Linked DNA regions of Homo sapiens: region 1 is linked to region 2. Evidence: read pairs that join two places in POLR2A ChIA-PET (ENCODE). Cell type or tissue: B cell. All regions are shown on one strand. Each heading gives the region's core, and the rest is flanking DNA. Links, peaks and the distances in the headings are about the cores only.

What was found. Peaks named below come from ENCODE experiments on the same cell type or tissue, not always from the same donor. Only the 100,000 strongest peaks of a DNase experiment are listed, where the experiment ranks them.
Region 1: POLR2A ChIA-PET joins it to region 2 with 13 read pairs; 1 of 35 experiments calls an interaction of 5 or more read pairs at or near these places.

The regions. Positions count from the first base shown.
Region 1 is chr19:14,368,954-14,371,871 of GRCh38, reverse strand. No RefSeq gene overlaps it. Among named protein-coding and RNA genes, the nearest start is that of LINC01841, 6.4 kb to the right of the region's middle. RefSeq lists an enhancer at 1,010-1,079. In B cell, for the core only: no CTCF peak of the experiment used is centred there; DNase peaks (open chromatin) are centred at 371, 1,281 and 1,981; H3K4me3 peaks cover 1,639 bases; H3K27ac peaks cover 2,500 bases.
Region 2 is chr19:14,017,642-14,020,559 of GRCh38, reverse strand. No RefSeq gene overlaps it. Among named protein-coding and RNA genes, the nearest start is that of RLN3, 9.0 kb to the left of the region's middle. In B cell, for the core only: no CTCF peak of the experiment used is centred there; DNase peaks (open chromatin) are centred at 1,239 and 1,702; H3K4me3 peaks cover 328 bases.

The sequences.
Region 1 (2,918 bases), core at 320-2,819, 350 kb before region 2:
CCGTGTTGGTCAGGCTGGTCTCAAACTCCTGACCTCAAATGATCTGCCCACCTCAGCCTCCCAAAGCGCTGGGATTCCAGGCATGAGCCACTGTGCCTGACCTCAAACAGATACTTATACACCCATGTTCATAGCAGCACGGTTCACAATTACCATAAAAAGCGATTTTTAATTCAACCATAAAAAGGAACGAGGCTCTGATCCATGCTACAGGGTGGATGAACCTTGAAAACATGATACTGAGTGAGAGAAGCCAGACACAGAAGGTCACATAGTGCACGATTCCATTTATATGAAATGTCCAGAATAGGCAAATTCATAGCCAGAAAACAGATTGGTGGTTGCCAGGGGCTGGGGAGGAGGAATGAGGAATGAGTGGTAATGAGGACGGGGTTTCCTTTTGCGGTGTTGAAAACATTCTGGAACTAGATAGAGGTGATGGTTGCTCAACGTAGTGAATGTACTAAATGGCGCTGAACCATGCACTTTAAAAGGGTCTATTTTATGTCATGTCAATCTCACCTCCATAAAAAAAAAAAACAAAAACAAAAAAAAAAAACAGGCCGGGTGCAGTGGCTCATGCCTGTATTCCCAGCACTTTGGGAGACCGAGGCAGGAAGATTGCTTGAGTCCAGCAGTTCAAGAGCAGCCTGGGCTACATATCGAGACCTCATCTCTACAAAAACTCCACAAATTAGCTGGGCATGGTAGTGTGCACCTGTAGTCTCAGCAACTTGGGAGGCAGAGGTGGGAGGATCACTTGAGCCTAGGAGGCAGAGGTGGCAGTGAGCCGAAATCGCACCACTGCACTGCAGCCAGGGTGACAGAGTGAGACTCTGTCTCAAAAAAATAAAATAAAATAAATACATAAATAAAATAGACCAGGCATGGTGGCTTATGCTTGTAATCCTAGCACTTTGGAAGGCTGAGGTAGGTGGATTACTTGAGGTCAGGCGTTTGAGACCAGTCTGGCCAACATGGTGAAATCCTGCCTCTACTAAAAGTGCAAAAATTAGCCGGGCATGGTGGCGCATGCCTGTAATCCCAGCTACTCAGGAGGCTGAGGCAGGAGAATTGCTTGAACCTGGGAGGCAGAGAGGTTGCAGTGAGCCGAGATGACGCCACTGCTCTCCAGCTTGGGCGACAGAGCGAAACTCTGTCTCAAAAAAAAAAAAAAAAAAAAAAAGAAGTCTGAGTTTTTCACAGCTATATCTCTGACACCTCTAAACACTTCAGTCGTCGCTTTCGGTTTTTAATTTCCTTCCCCATTTTTTTTCTTTACTTTTTTATAATGAGACAGGGGTCTCATTATGTTGCCCAGGCTGGTCTTGGACTCCTGAGCTCTAGCGATCCTCCCGCCTCTGCCTCCCAAACTGTTGGGATTACAGGCGTGAGCCACTGCGCCTGGCCTATTTCTTTCCCTTTTTGTCTCCTTTCAATTTTTTTTTTTAAACAAAAAGAGCAGTCTCTTTGATCCAGAGCTTCACTGGAGGGTGAGGCTGTGGATCCCAGGGTCCTGCGAGTGAGCGACTCATTATATTCTACGCCTGGGCACCTCCCTCTCCCTACCCTAGTCCCGGCTCTTGAGGCTTCAACCAGGCGACAGCAGGAAGCAAGTTTAATTTCACCCCCACCCCTACAAATATAGGTCCTTTTGCTGTTGCTTTCTACTTATGGAAATGGCCCTGGTTTCCTTTTGTTTCCTTTTGTGGTGGTGGCATAAAAGTTCCTTCCCAAATAAATTCATTTAAGTTTTTTTTTTTTTTTTAAAGGAAAAGCAAGTTGATTGAAGGAAAAATCTGTGGTCCGGGGAGATGTTCCAAATCCTGGAGGTGGAGAGGAATGAATGACGTTTGTGGCTTGCAGATCAACTCCCCGCAGCGGGCGTGACGTTGTCACAGCCAAAATTGTCCTCCACGCGCTGCTACGGTGAGTCAGGGGGAGAGGGGCCCCTCTGGGCAGACGGCAAAAGCCATTTTTGAGTGTACAAGGAGGCATTTTTCTGACAGCATTTCCTGTCGGTACCCTCCTATCTAGGGGCAAAAGTGTCACTGGGGCTTTCTGGGGCCTTTGGTGTGGGTCTTAGTGACAAAGTTCAGTGGCAATCTGGCATTCCCCTAGTGGAATTGTCACTCCCACGACAGCCTCTCATGCCCAGCTTCTGTCCGGCCCGAGGAGCCAGCTCTGGGCTGCCTGCTATCCACGAGGTCAGGCGGCCCTGACATTGGCAAGGAGATTGACACCCACACTCTGTGCTTCCTTTGAAACAGAGTTGTTAAAATTCCAGGCCAGACAAATGTCCAATAGGCCTATGAAAAGATACTCAAAGTCACCAATCATTAGGGAAATGCAAATCAAAACCACAGGCCAGGTGCGGTGGCTCACGCCTGTAATTCCAGCACTTTGGGAGGCCGAGGTGGGAGGATCACTTGAGGCCAGGAGTTTGAGACCAGCCTGGGCAACATAGCAAGACTCCATCTCTATAAATAAATGAATAAACAAATAAAAACCACAGTGAGATACTACCTAACACCCATTAGGATGGCTACTATCAAAAAAACAGAAAATAGGTTAGAAGTGGTAGCTCACAACTGTTATCCCAATGCTTTGGGAGGCCAAGGAGAGAGGATCAGTTGGGCCAGGAGTTCAAGACCAGCCTGGGCAACAAAGGAAGACTTCATTTCTAAAAATATTTAAAAATTAGCTGAGCATGGTGGCATGCACCTGTAGTCCCAACTACTTGGGAGGCCGAGGCAAGAGGATCGCTTGATCCCAGGAGGTCAAGGCTGCAGTGAGCTATGATTGCACCATTGCACTCCAGCCTGGGCAACAGAGTGAGACCCTGTCCAAAAAAAAAAAAAAAAAAAAGCAAAACAAAACAAAACCCCATAAATTGAAACCATTGTGGGCTGCTGGTG
Region 2 (2,918 bases), core at 234-2,733:
TTTATATTTATGTTATACAATATATCATAGCATTTATATATAACATATTATATAACATATTTATATAATATATAAATATTTTATTTATAGAATATGTTATAATATATTAATATATTATATTATAATTAATATATTATAATGTATTATGATATATAATATATAATATGTAATATAAATATGTTATATAATGTATAATATAGATTTATATTTCCTATCTCTGGGGACATGTTAAAAAAGTATACAAAAAATATATAATATATAATATGTAATATATACATTATATATTATATGTTACATTATGCTATATAAAATAAATACATAGCATAATGTAACATATTTTTATGATATATTATTTATATAATATAAATATAGCACATATAAATATAGCCTAGGACATAATGTAACATTTTTATAATATATTAATATATTGTATACAGAAATATATGTAAATTAATACATCTTATATTAATATAATTTAATTAGTATAATATAATTAATTAATATAATATATTACCTTAATATAAATTAATATGTTGTATACATATATGTATGTATACAATATATTAACATATTATATATAAATATATATTATATATATATTGAGATGGAGTCTTGCTCTGTCATCCAGGCTGGAGTGCAGTGGCACCATCTCAGTGCACTGCAATGTCCACCTCCTGGGTTCAAGTGATTCTCCTGTCTCAGCCTCCCGAGTAGCTGAAACTACAGGCACCCGCCACCACTCCCGGCTAATTTTTGTATTTTTATTAGAGATGGTGTTTCACCATGTTGGCCAGGGTAGTCTCAAACTCTTGGCCTCAAGTGATCCACCTGCCTCAGCCTCCCAAAGTGCTGAGGTTACAGACATGAGCCACTGTGCCCAGCAATACAATAAATATATATATATATATATATATATATATATATATATATATATATATATATATATTTTTTTTTTTTTTTTTTTTTTTTTTAAGAGACTGGAGTCTCGCTGTGTTGCCAGGCTGGTCTTAGTTCCCTTTCCTAAAGTGATCGTCCCACCTCAGCCTCCCAAATAGCTGGGATTAGAGGTCTGTATCACTGCCCTCAGCTTCTCCAAACTATTTAATTTATCTTCGAATAGTTAATACATTTACATGCTTCAAAAAGCAAAGCATATAAGGTTTATGAAGCAGCATCTGCCTTCCAAGTTTCAGTTCCTCCCCTTTCTCTCATGAATAACCACAGCTCTTAATTTCCTGAGTATCTTTCCAGAATTACTTTGTACACATGAAAACAAATATGAATACAGGTTTTTTTTTTCTTTATGAGACAGGGTCTCACTCCGTTGCCCAGGCTAGAGTCAGCAGCAATATCACGGCTCACTGCAGCCTCGATCTCCCGGGCTCAAGTTATCCTCCCACCTTAGCCGCCTGAGTAGCTGGGACCACAGATGCATACCACTCTCAGCTCATTTTTAAATTTTTTGTAGAGACAGGGTCTCAGTATGTGCCCCAGGCAGGTCTCAAACTCCTAGGCTTGCTTTATTTATTTATTTATTTATTTATTTTTTGAGACAGGGTCTTACTCTATCACCCAGGCTGAAGTGCAGTAGCACCATCCCAGCTCACTGTAGCCTTGACCTCCTGGGCTCAAGTGATCCTCCTGCCTCAGCCTCCCAGAGTAGCTGAGACCACAGGCACATGTCACCACGCCCAGCTAAATTTTTTTTTTTTTTTTTTTTGCAGAAACAGGGTTTCACCATGTTGCCCAGGCTGGTCTTAAACTCCTGAGTTCAAGCAACCTGCCTGCCTCATCCTCCCAAAGTGCTGGGATTATAGGTGTGAGCCATTGTGCCCCGCCAGTATGTTAAACCCATTTTTTTCCCTCTTTGGCTTTGTCTGGCTCTGGCTCTGTCACTCAGACTGGAGTGCAGTGGCACGATCATAGCTCACTGCAGTCTCAAACCCCTGGGATCAAGCCATCTTCCCACCTCAGCTCACTACTATGCTTGGCCAATATTTTTCTTTTTCTTGTTTTTTTTTTTCTTTTTTTTTTTAGAGACAGGGCCTCAATATTTTGCCCAGGCATGAGCTGCTGCACCTGGCCTAAACATTTTTTGTTAATGTGGCAAAATACATGTAAAATTTACCGTTTTAACATTTTTTTTTTCTTTTGGCATGGAGTTTTGCTCTTGTTGCGCAGGCTGGAGTGCAATGCCGCCATCTTGACTCGCTGCAGTCTCCACCTCCCAGGTTCCAGCGATTCTCCTGTCTCAGCCTCCCGAGTAGCTGGAATTACAGGCGTGCGCCACTACATCCAGCTAATGTGTTTTGTATTTTTAGTAGAGACGGGGTTTCACCATGTTGGCCAGGCTGGTCTTGAATCCTGACCTCAGGGGATCTCCCCACCTCGGGCTCCCAAAGTGCTGGGATTACAGGCGTGAGCACTGTGTCCGGCTGTTTTAACTATTTTTAAGTGTACGATTCAGTGGCATTACCCATATTTACATTATTGTGCAATCATCCATCTCCAGAACATTTTGTCTTCCCCAACCAAAACTCTGTCCCCATTAAACACTCTCTCCGTCCTTCCTCCTTCTACCCCTGGCAACCACCATACTACTTTCTACCCCTGTGAATTTTTTTTTTTTTCTTGAGGTGGAGTTTCCCTCCCATTGCACAGTCTGGAGTGCAGTGGCGCCATCTCGGCTCACTGCAACCTCCACCTCCTGGGTTAAAGTGATTCTCCTTCCTCAGCCTCCTGAGTAGCTGGGATTACAGGCACCCGCCACTACACCCAGGTAATTTTTTTTTTTTTTTTTTTTTTTTGAAACAGAGTCTCGCTCTGTCGCCAGGCTGGAATGCAGTGGTGCGACCTCAGCTCACTGCAACCTCCGCCTCCCAGGTTCAAGGGATTCCCCTGCCTCAGCCTCCCGAGTA